Linked DNA regions of Mus musculus: region 1 is linked to region 2. The links are chromatin loops, found by intact Hi-C in ENCODE. Cell type or tissue: gastrocnemius. All regions are shown on one strand. Each heading gives the region's core, and the rest is flanking DNA. Links, peaks and the distances in the headings are about the cores only. Region 1 overlaps Mccc2 (methylcrotonoyl-Coenzyme A carboxylase 2 (beta)). Region 2 overlaps Mrps27 (mitochondrial ribosomal protein S27).

Evidence for each region. Peaks named below come from ENCODE experiments on the same cell type or tissue, not always from the same donor. Only the 100,000 strongest peaks of a DNase experiment are listed, where the experiment ranks them.
Region 1: it touches region 2 in a loop (6-fold over the local background); 5 of 42 quality-filtered maps call a loop at or near these places.

Annotation. Positions count from the first base shown.
Region 1 is chr13:99,952,230-99,957,606 of GRCm38, reverse strand. Mccc2 (methylcrotonoyl-Coenzyme A carboxylase 2 (beta)) reads left to right here. Exons shown (of 17, transcript NM_030026.2): 14 at 2,836-2,992; 15 at 3,357-3,471; 16 at 5,366-5,377. Among named protein-coding and RNA genes, the nearest start is that of Gm41039, 20 kb to the right of the region's middle. In gastrocnemius, for the core only: a CTCF peak has its summit at 2,518 (motif pointing right); no DNase peak of the experiment used is centred there.
Region 2 is chr13:99,350,677-99,356,053 of GRCm38, reverse strand. The region is part of intron 2 of Mrps27 (mitochondrial ribosomal protein S27); the gene reads right to left. Among named protein-coding and RNA genes, the nearest start is that of Mrps27, 8.6 kb to the right of the region's middle. In gastrocnemius, for the core only: no CTCF peak of the experiment used is centred there; a DNase peak (open chromatin) is centred at 2,708; H3K4me3 peaks cover 654 bases; H3K27ac peaks cover 1,319 bases.

The DNA.
Region 1 (5,377 bases), core at 97-5,096, 600 kb before region 2:
CCAACCCACTCACTCCCGCTTTCTGGCCCTGGCATTCTCCTGTACTGGGGCATACAATCTTCTCAAGCCCAAGGGCCTCTCCTCCCATTGATGGCCGACTAAGCCATCTTCTGCTACATATGCAGCTAGAGACACAGTTCTGGGGGGTACTGATTAGTTCATATTGTTGATCCTTCTATAGGGTTGCAGACCCCTTTAGCTCCTTGGGTACTTTCTCTAGCTCCTTCATTAGGGGCCCTGTGTTCCATCCAATAGATGACTGTGAGTAACAGAGGCTTTTAAGTAGTTGTTGAGCTCAGGGAAGTTTCTCTGAGAGGAAACTCACTATGTAGACCTGCCAGGCCTCTCAATCTTGGACAGGACTTTATATAGTAATGAAGCACCTTCATTCTATGTGTGTGTGTGTGTGTGTGTGTGTGTGTGTGTGTGTGTGTGTATGTATGGTTATTGTTGTTTTGTTTTTCCAGTGTTGGGGGTAGAGCCCAGGGCCTTAAGCACACTAAATAAATGCTCTCTTGATAACCACACTGTCAACCCTTAATGAATTTTGAGAGGAATTAGTTCCAGATAGTGACCTGAGAGGTTCATACATGGTAGCCTGTGTAAGAACAAATGGAAAAGTCTCTGATGTTTACCGATGCTAGGATCGTGTTTCTAACTGTGGCTCACCATTATAAAGTTAAACATTTGCTTAGATAATTTTCCCATTTTTGTCTTGTTTCACTTCGTTTACACTGTTTTGAGGGTAGAGGCTGAGTTTTGCTTTACAACATTGCATATGAGGGACCTGTGAGGCACTGGTGTGTGGGCATATGGTATGCCACTGAGTAAATCTTGGGCTGGGAGAGATATCTTAGCTGGGGATAAAAATATGCATTTCATCAGAATGAGGAGAAAATAGTTGAAGCTGTGGGAATAGAGAAGAATACCTTAGGAGAAGAGAAGGCTCAGGATAGTCTTCAAGCCACCTGCTCTCTTCCCCTGCCTCTCTTCATTTTTTGTAGTGCAAACAGATTTTTTTAAAAAAGATTTATTTATAATTATACATAAGTACACAGTAGCTGACCTCAGACGTACCAGAAGAAGGTGTCAGATCTCCTTACGGATGGTTGTGAAGCACCATGTGGATGCTGGGATTTGAACTCAAGACCTTACCCACTGAGCCATCTTGTCAGCCCCCAGATTTTTTTTTAAGGGAAACTAAGAACTCTCAAGAGTGGAAAGAATTCTCAGGGAAGAGTACTATCGCTCCGTTTTGGTTTTGATTTTTTTGTCCTACAGAGTTAAGAGTATAGGAAAAGAGGAAGCAAGACTACAGGATTTTTATGTGTTTGTATGCTTGTTTGCTCTCTCTCTCTCTCTCTCTCTCTCTCTCTCTCTCTCTCTGTGTGTGTGTGTGTGTGTGTGTGTGTGTGTGTGCGTGCGCATGCACTCGTGCATGTTAGGAAGGAGGATTTGAGAAAACCAGATGAAGTGGCTTCTTTTCTTTTGGATGCAGATCATCTGTAGAGTTGGTCAGGTGAGGGCTTGAGAAGAGCTGTTCCTTGGGGCCAGCTATGATAGAATATTTTGCAGAGTCAGATACATTGGGTGAAGCAGTTTTGAGCTGCTCTGAAGGCTGGCTTATAAAGGTGGCTGGAGTGTCAGACCTCACCAGCACAGGCAAGGGCCTCCCTCTGTTGTGGTTCCTTGGTGTCCCTGCATGTCCAGCTCCTCCACAGGATTGCTGGACTAAGTGGATGACACAATACTGGGGATTTGCCAACCAAGAGCAGAGAGTCAGACAAGCTAGTTTACATATGCAGGGGGGAAAATGCCTCCCCCAGAGCTTCAGGTGGGAATGGAGAACTGAAACTTGACTTCATGGTTCTCAAATAAGAAAAGGGTACGCCCCTGTCATAGAAGGCATGTTACAGCAGAAGAGTGATTTCCTCAGAGTTGAGGCTTGAAGAAACAGAGAAATCCTGTAATTACAAAGAAAACCTTTTTTTTTTTTTAAATCTTGCTGTTGAGCCCCTGGCAGGGACTCACCATCCCCATGAAACATTAATCTTTATTTCATCAAAGTTTTAAGCAGTGCTGCAAAGGGAGGAGTCCTATTTTAAACCAGGTCAGTGGATGTGGAAAGCTTCCAGACTGGCTTGCCTTGCCGGGCGGTACCTTTCCTGTGGCAATGTCACAGTCTCTCCCCATCAAGCCTTTGCCTTGTGATACTCTCTGGAAGACAGAGTGTTTCCTTCTGTGGCTCAAAGATCTGTACGTGTTGAAACAAAGTGTTTTAAGGACATCTAAAATGGAAAGAGCTGGTGATGGTGGTGGCACACACACGCCTTTAATCCCAGCATTCAGGAGGCTGAGGCAGGTGGATTTCTGTGATTTTGAGGCTAGCCTGGTCTATAGAATGAGTTCACATAGAGGAAGAAAAACAAACAAACAAACATGGAGAGACTTTTTTGTTTCTTTTTTTTTTTTTTTAAGATGTATTATATATACAGTGTTCTGCTTGCATGTATACCTGCAGGCCAGAAGAGGGCACTAGATCTCATTACAGATGGTCATGAGCCACCATGTAGTTGCTGGGAATTGAACTCAGGACCTCTGGAAGAGCAACCAATGCTCTTAACCTCTGAGCCATCTTTCCAGCATATGAAGAAAGGTTTTATTGTGGTCCTTTGAAGCACACATTGGCGTATGCACTTCCTGTGGGACTATTTTATTAGAATGAGAAAATTTATGGTGAAGTTAGTTTGAGCCAGGGTTTGACAGTACCTTGGTGGGATTGACTTCTGTATGTGCATCCGCCGCTCAAGGCTGTGTTTCTGTTCTTTCTCCTAGGATTCATGGTTGGCAGAGACTATGAAGCTGAAGGGATTGCCAAGGATGGTGCCAAAATGGTAGCTGCAGTAGCCTGTGCCAAAGTGCCTAAGATAACTGTCATAATTGGGGGATCGTACGGGGCTGGAAACTACGGAATGTGTGGCAGAGCATACAGGTGGGCAGTGGCCTCAGCTTTCTTTTGGAAGAAAGAAATGCATTTCAAGTGAAGTTACAGATGGTCATGTAAATTCCAGCAGTGGTGGCGCAGGCCTGTAATCTTCGCTCTTAGCAGGAAGAGGCAGGAGAATAGGGAGTTCAAAGCCAGCCTTGCAACACAGCAAATGTGAGGCAAGCTCAGGCTACTCCAGAGGGTCATGTCTACAAACAAAACACAAATAAGTTATCACTTTATCCCAGGTTTGGGGTGTAAAATGACATTCGGCACACATGCTCGGTTATATTTTAATCTGCTTACAGAGTTTTGCCACCATGCCGGATTGTACTGCATGAATCTGATGGTTTCTTTTTTTTCCTTCCAGTCCAAGGTTTCTCTACATGTGGCCAAATGCCCGCATCTCTGTGATGGGAGGAGAGCAGGCAGCCACGGTGTTAGCCACAGTGGCTAGAGACCAGAAAGCACGCGAGGGGAAGCAGGTAAGCGACTTCTTTGCTTCATGTGGGTTTGACTGTCCCCTGCAAACCCCTGCAGCTCGGAAGCAGAGCACCCAAGCTACCTGTGTGTCCGTGGGAAGGGTTGTGAGGCTCCACTCCTGAGCCTTAAGCATGCCAGGCAAGCACTGTACTGCTGACCTGTTCCTGCAGCCCCAGAAATTCCCAAGCTCCAGGCAGATGTGCTGGGTTCTTACTCTTTTGCTGTTAGTGAGATCTAAGGAAATCCAATTTACTCCTTTTTGGCCCAAAGCAGCAGATCTCCGTTCCTGTTTTTGTTTTACACAGTTGTTAAGGGTCACTTGAGAGAGATTCAGTCACCTACTGAGATGTGACTAAGTATTAGTATGTAAATTAGTATTCTTTGAGAGTATAACTATGGAAAAATGGACAGAGTATAAATGTGCTGCTGAAGGACAAACCAGGGTGACTGCTCTTAAATGGATTCTTTGTTTGTGTCTCTGCAGAAATTCTGTATGAGACTCTGTGGAAATTCTGTATGAATGTTTAGTTATGGCCTTTAAGGGCTCTGTTTAAGCACCAGGTCCTGAAATGTCAGCTGTGTGCTTCTGCTGTAGCTTATGTGCACCGTTGTCTTGTCATAGGCAAGATAGTGTGGATACCTCCTCGGTGTGACATTGCTTTGCTTTGCCAGCAGAGATCACGTGGTCAACCGCGGGGTCTGCAGAGTCACTTGAGTCTGTGTGTGCACACTCACATGTGAGAATGCCACTGCATGGTGATGTGGAGGTCAGAGGACAACCTCTAGTACTGGACCTTGCCTTCTGCCTGATCTGAGGCGAGGTCTCTTTGTTGTTTCTCTGTTGTGTACACTAGGTTAGCTCTCTGGTGAACTTCCAGGGGCTCTCCCATCTCCCCAAGCGGGCGCTGGGATTACAGCTTGTGGAACATGTCAAGCTGTTACATGGATCCTAGGAATCTGAACTCAGGTCTCCATGGTTTCAATGCAAGAGCTTTTACCCACTGACTGTCTCCCCAGCCTGCCTCTTTGTCTCTACCTGGCAGCAGGGCACTCTGTACAGTTAGGTTGATGTTTTAGATTCACTTCAGTGCCAGCCAGTACTGAAGCAAAATAGCTTTGCTCTTTGTGTGTGTGTCTAGGTGGAGGAGGGCTGAGGGGGATGCTGTCGGCAGCATAGGTGGTAGAGTCTGTTTACCTGATGTTTTGAAGGTATGTTTGAACTTTATCAAACAAAAGTAGCCCCTTGTTAGGTAACCATTTTTTTTCCTTTGGTTCATTTGATATATATTTAACTCATCCCTTTTCATATAAGCACATGTCGTGTCTTGGGTTCTCCCTCCAGTGCCTACTGACTGCAGTATGAGCATGAGAGAGGGTAAGGTTGACTTGAAGTAAGTCATTTGTTTCTAGTGTACCTGATTATTTACTTATTTATTTTGGCGTTGGGGGTTGAAGCCAAGGTCTCCCAAAGGCTAGGCAAGTGCATCCCTGTATCCACAGCTCTGGGATACTTCAGAGTTGAAAATTCTCCTTTATAGAGCTAGGATTAAGGGTGAGGGCCACTGTGCATGGCCTTCTCCACCTTTTTCACTGGAGATTGTCGAATGCTTTTTAGTTCTATGGCGGGACTCACATCTCCTATTGTACCCTGCCAGACAGGACACAGTGATATGTGACGCACGCCCTTGTTTTTGGCTTTCTTTGCGCTTCATGGCCTCAGCGTGTTGTCTTTGATGACCTGTGTCCCAGGCAAGGCCGTGTATGATAAAACATCCTTTGCGATCTGTCACTGTGCAAATGTTAGTTGCTCTGTACTTGTTGCCAGGGCATGTCTTTACGAGATTAGCTAAAGGAATCAGTCCCAGGGAGGCTGACTTACCGTCTCTTTTCTTTCAGTTCTCCAGTGCA
Region 2 (5,377 bases), core at 277-5,276:
ACACTTTCCCTGTCAAATAAGATGGATGCTCTGGGGCCTAGAGCAGGATGGAGCTGGGACTCATAAACTCACTCACCGGGCAGAGGATTTAGATAAACTCAAGGCTGTCTCAGCAGGAAGTGTGCACCCATCATAGGCACATGCTGCTCAGGAAAGGCTCTCACCATACCTGAAGGAATGAAGTTCCCAAGCTGCAGCTTAGAGTCCTCCAGCCTGCAGTCCACACCTCCTGCTCCCCCAGCCTGCAGTCCACACCTCCTACTCCCCAGCCTGCAGTCCACACCTCCTGCTCCCCAGCCTGCAGTCCACACCTCCTGCTCCCCAGCCTGCAGTCCACACCTCCTGCTCCCCCAGCCTGCAGTCCACACCTCCTGCTCACCAGCCTGCAGTCCACACCTCCTGCTCCCCAGCCTGCAGTCCACACCTCCTGCTCCCCAGCCTGCAGTCCACACCTCCTGCTCCCCCAGCCTGCAGTCCACACCTCCTGCTCCCCAGCCTGCAGTCCACACCTCCTACTCCCCCAGCCTGCAGTCCACACCTCCTGCTCCTGCTCTGTGGAAAATGACGGCTCAGCTAGGCCAGCATAAAACTCACACTGCAGCACTCCACTTTGAACACAGGCTAGAAACGCTCATTTGCCTTCTGGATGGACTCTGCAGTGTTCTCCCACCCCAGGGCCTGGAGAGACCAGTTAGGTAGAGATGGCTGCAGTATAAATTCTCCTCTGTGTTTGCGCACAGGCAGAAGGCTGAGACAGAGATGAAGGGAGGGAATCCAGGCCTTGAGCTCTCCACCCCAAAGCTGCTGTTTTCTGAACTGTGACCTTGAGTTTGCTCCCGCAGCCCTCTCCTCCACTCCGCTCCATGCTGTAACGTAGCATCTCCCTAAGCCATAAAGTAACAAGCAGCAAAATCAAATCCCCAGAAACCATTCATTGGCTCTCTAGAGCGTCAGGGACTAAATCTGCAGTAACTATGGAAAAGGACAGCAGTTGGCCCATGAAAGGAATGACATACTGACCTCCCTAGATCTGTAGGAAAAACTATGAGATTCCGGGCTGTATTGTCTCCAGAGTTGGGTTGTGTGGACCTCCTAACAATACTGACTCTTCCAACCCATGGCAAACAAAAATAAAAGCAACAACATTAACAACAGCAAAAAACAAGGGATAAGACTAACCACAAACAAATTGATCAAAAATAAGTCCAGCTAGACCATCTATCATGGTAAAAACCATATTAATAACAACAAGCAAAACAAGCCCTGAGCCGGGCATGGTGGCGCACGCCTTTAATCCCAGCACTTGGGAGGCAGAGGCAGGCGGATTTCTAAGTTGGAGGCCAGCCTGCTCTACAAAGTGAGTTCCAGGACAGCCAGGGCTATACAGAGAAACCCTGTCTCGAAAAACAAAAAACAAAACAAAAACAAAATAATCATCAAATTATTTTTTACAGCTAGGACAGATGGAAAACCAGACACATCCAGTACCAGCAGAAAGACGAAACCTGCAAATCAAGAGTGTGAGATGCTCTACAAAAGGTGTCTGCTCGAGTGTGACATGTGAGTGTGACATGCAAGTCCTCTGTAAGTGAAGAAAACATATTTAAGACATGACAAAATGTGAACATGCAATGTTTAAGGATGGCATTATAGCTTACTTTAAAAATTGCCATCTTTTGGAGGTCCATATCAAAATTGCTATAAAATGATTGGATGATAGACTGACTTAAAAAGCAGTCTGATGGAGGGGTATAGGCTATAGATGAAATCGAACTAATAACTGTTGAATCTGCTTTACCCCCATGTTTATACCCAAAAAAAAAATTTATTAAAGAGTCAAAAGAAAGTACAACTGTATTTGTGTGATTCGGTTGGGTCCTTGTTCGATTAGAGCATTAAAAATATGAGCATTAGATTTAGAGCATTAAAAATATGTGTATAAGAAATACCAGAAACCCGGCAGGCGTGGTGGTGCACACACTCAATCCCAGCGCTTGGGAGGCAGAGGTAGGTGGATCTCTGAGCTCAAGGCCCTCCTGACTAGCAATGGTTACAAGGTGTGACCTGGTCTCAAAAAACAAAAATGGCAGAAGCTGGTTATTTCATATATTTATGCGACTACTTTATATATAACAATGGCTTTAAAAACATCTTATCTTTTTGAAATATACAACACACAGAGAGAGAGAGAGAGAGAGCTTCAAAACAGTCCAAAGGATTAGGAAGAGGAGCAGACATAAGCTGATAACAGCTGAAAGCAGATGGCGGGTGCTGGGGTTCTTTACAGCAGTCTCTACTTTCCTGCTTTACACTTTCTCGTGTAAAGTGCTAAAGTGCTTTTATGAAGCAGCCTCTGGTGTTGCAAATCAGAATTTCGGCTGTCTGAAGAAAGCTAGGCACATCCCGGTCTCCAACGCGTTTAGAATGCTCCAGCTCCTATGCAGGTGTGCTAACTTTCTGGTAACTCACTGCATATGATCTGTGCATCTTTTTGAACGCACAAAAGCAATGCAACAAGTAGCTTTCAAGAAAATAGGGGGTAGCATTTTAATGTTCAAGGACTCTAGGCACCCTTGAAACAGCCCTCCCCAGGGACGGCGGGCGGAACCAAGGACGCCACACCCGCAGCGGCACCAATGGGGACCACAGGAGCAAATGCCTCATATCGGCCCTCCTCCTTCCTCCAATCAGCGAACCCGACCCAAGCACCTCACGGCCCTCCCAGCGCGATGTCCAATCACGACGCTCCACATGAGCGCACATTTCCCGATAGGCCTGCGCCCCAGCGCAGATGGAAGGGTGTTTCTCGCAAGGACCACACTGCCATCTACTGTCCGACCCACGGAAATGCAGCCACAGGAACACCTGGAGCAGTCAGCAGTCTCCCTGCTCAGAATCAGAGCTCAACCCTTACCAACGCAGTCATGCCATACACAAAAATGTGCATCTATGAAACAGAGGCGGTAGCAGTTACTTCCTGTTACACAATGGAAAAGTTCCGGGCAGTCTGAATTCCAAACTTTACTTCACATCAAACATACACAGGGACATACACAAGGGACCCAGGGACTCATTCACTCTGCATATTTCTAGGATGAATGTTTAGGAACTAGAGCAGACATCACCCATCCCTGATTTATAGCTATAGACATGGACAGCGACAGCTGAAAGTGGTAGCATTGGGACACACACCCAGATGCAGAATTCATATCGTGCTACTCAGGGAAGGCACGAGAGGAGACAGAGTAGGAAACCAGTTCTCACTGGAGGCAGAGGGGCAGCAATGACTCGATGTGTTCAGTAAATGGTTAATTTACTCAAGCATTGGTCTTAACAGAGAAGAGACAATAGGCTCCCCATGATATTTACCAGTCACAGATTATCATCATATTCTTTGGTGTCTTAGTCAGGGTTTCTATTCCTGCATAAACATCATGACCAAGAAGCACTTGGGGAAGAAAGGGTTTATTCAGCTTATACTTCCATACTGTTGTTCATCACCAAGGAAGTCAGGACTGGAACTCAAGCAGGACAGAAAGCAGGAGCTGATGCTGAGGCCATGGAGGAATGTTCTTTACTGGCTTGCTTCCCCTGGCTTGCTCAACCTGCTCTCTTATAGAACCAAGGCTACCAGCCCAGAGATGGTCCCACCCACAAGGGGCCTTTCCCCCTCGATCACTAATTGAGAAAATGTACAGTTGGATCTCATGGAGGCATTTCCTCAACTGAAGCTCCTTTCTCTGTGATAACTCCAGCTGTGTCAAGTTGACACGTACATTTGACAATGTGTTTATTCGTGTAACCAGGGCAAAGACCTCTAGACTTGTGTCCATGTAAATAATCTAACTATACCTCCACACCTAGGAAAATTTTTAACAATAAACTTTCCCAGAATGCATCCTTCCTTTATGTATATGTTCACAGCACTATGGGTAATTCACGTATGGCACATGAGAACAATCTTTGCTATATTACTATTGGATTGTCCTAGCACATGGCTTCTAAGGGGAGAATAACAGAATTTGAAGGGCATCTTTACGTATGTGTAGATTATCTGTGACTCTCACCTATGACTGGATAACTGGCACTTTCTGATAGAAGGCAGAGAAGTTGTATCACATGCAATGCTGTGACTCCCGACAGAACCCTGCCTCTGTGGAACCAAGCTCTAACCACGGGATGGAGAGCACAGCAAGGCCAGGGAAAGCTCCATGCAGATGAAGGGGGCTCAGAGGTGCTGGGTAAGAGTCAAGAGCATCTAACATCCGGCTCCTGTTTCTACTCCCACTCAGTGACCACTAAAAGGAACAAGAGTTCCCAAGGAGGGCTGAGTCCAGGCTAGGGAGCTACTAAGCCTAGAACACACTGTTAAGTGAGAAAGCAAGCAAATGGTGAGAAAGAGAACATGGAAAATAACTGGAAGCATTTATATTAGCCAGGCAGCCTGGGATGCTGGACTCCAAATAATGACAGCAATGAGCCAGTGGGAAAAAAATCCCACCAATCAACAAATGTCAACATAATGTATGATCACAGATAAAAGGAAACGAGGTCTGCTGCCTAAGGGGAACGGTGGTGCCAACTAGTAAGTATGAAGGGGTGGTGGAGGTGGAGAATCACCGCTCTGCAATCTTTACAGCACAGACTGCCTCGGGCCAGAAGCACAGATGGAAAAAAAAAAATCTAAGGGGAAACTTGAGAAGCAGCAGGAAATCGTGGCTATGTTAAAGGTCTCCCTACTGGTCAAGAAAACCGGCCAGTGCTGCAGCTGAGAACTGAGATGCATGTGCCTGGGAGATCAGAGCTGACATGCAGAGTGGAGACAGAGGCGCCAGCTGTGTCCGCATCAGATACCCAGGCAGGGTCATGTCATCACAGGGCAGTCTGATGGGGAGGCAAAACTGGAATCAAATCATAAAGTGTGATGGTTTGTATATGCTTAGGCAAGGGAGTGGCACTATTAGAAAGTATGTCCCTGTTGGAGTAGGTGTGTCACTGTGGGTATGGGCTTTAATACTCTAGTTCTAGCTACCTGGAAGGGAGCCTTCCACTAGCAGCCTTCAAATGAAGATGTAGAAGTCTCAGCTCCTCCTGCACCATGCCTGCCTGGATGCAGCCATGCTCCTGCCTTGATGATAATAGACTGAACCTCTGAACCTGTAAGCCAGCTCCAATTAAATGTCCTTATAAGAGTTGCCTTGGACATGGTGTCTGTTCATAGCAGTAAAACCCTAACTAAGACATAAACAAAGGTAAGAAAGTCATAAGAAATAAAAAAAGATAAGGCATACTTTCAAAATAAGAAGACTTGATTTAAGGGCAACATGATCCTGGAATCATCCTGTATTAGGGGAGGAAAAAATTGGATAAGGGACAT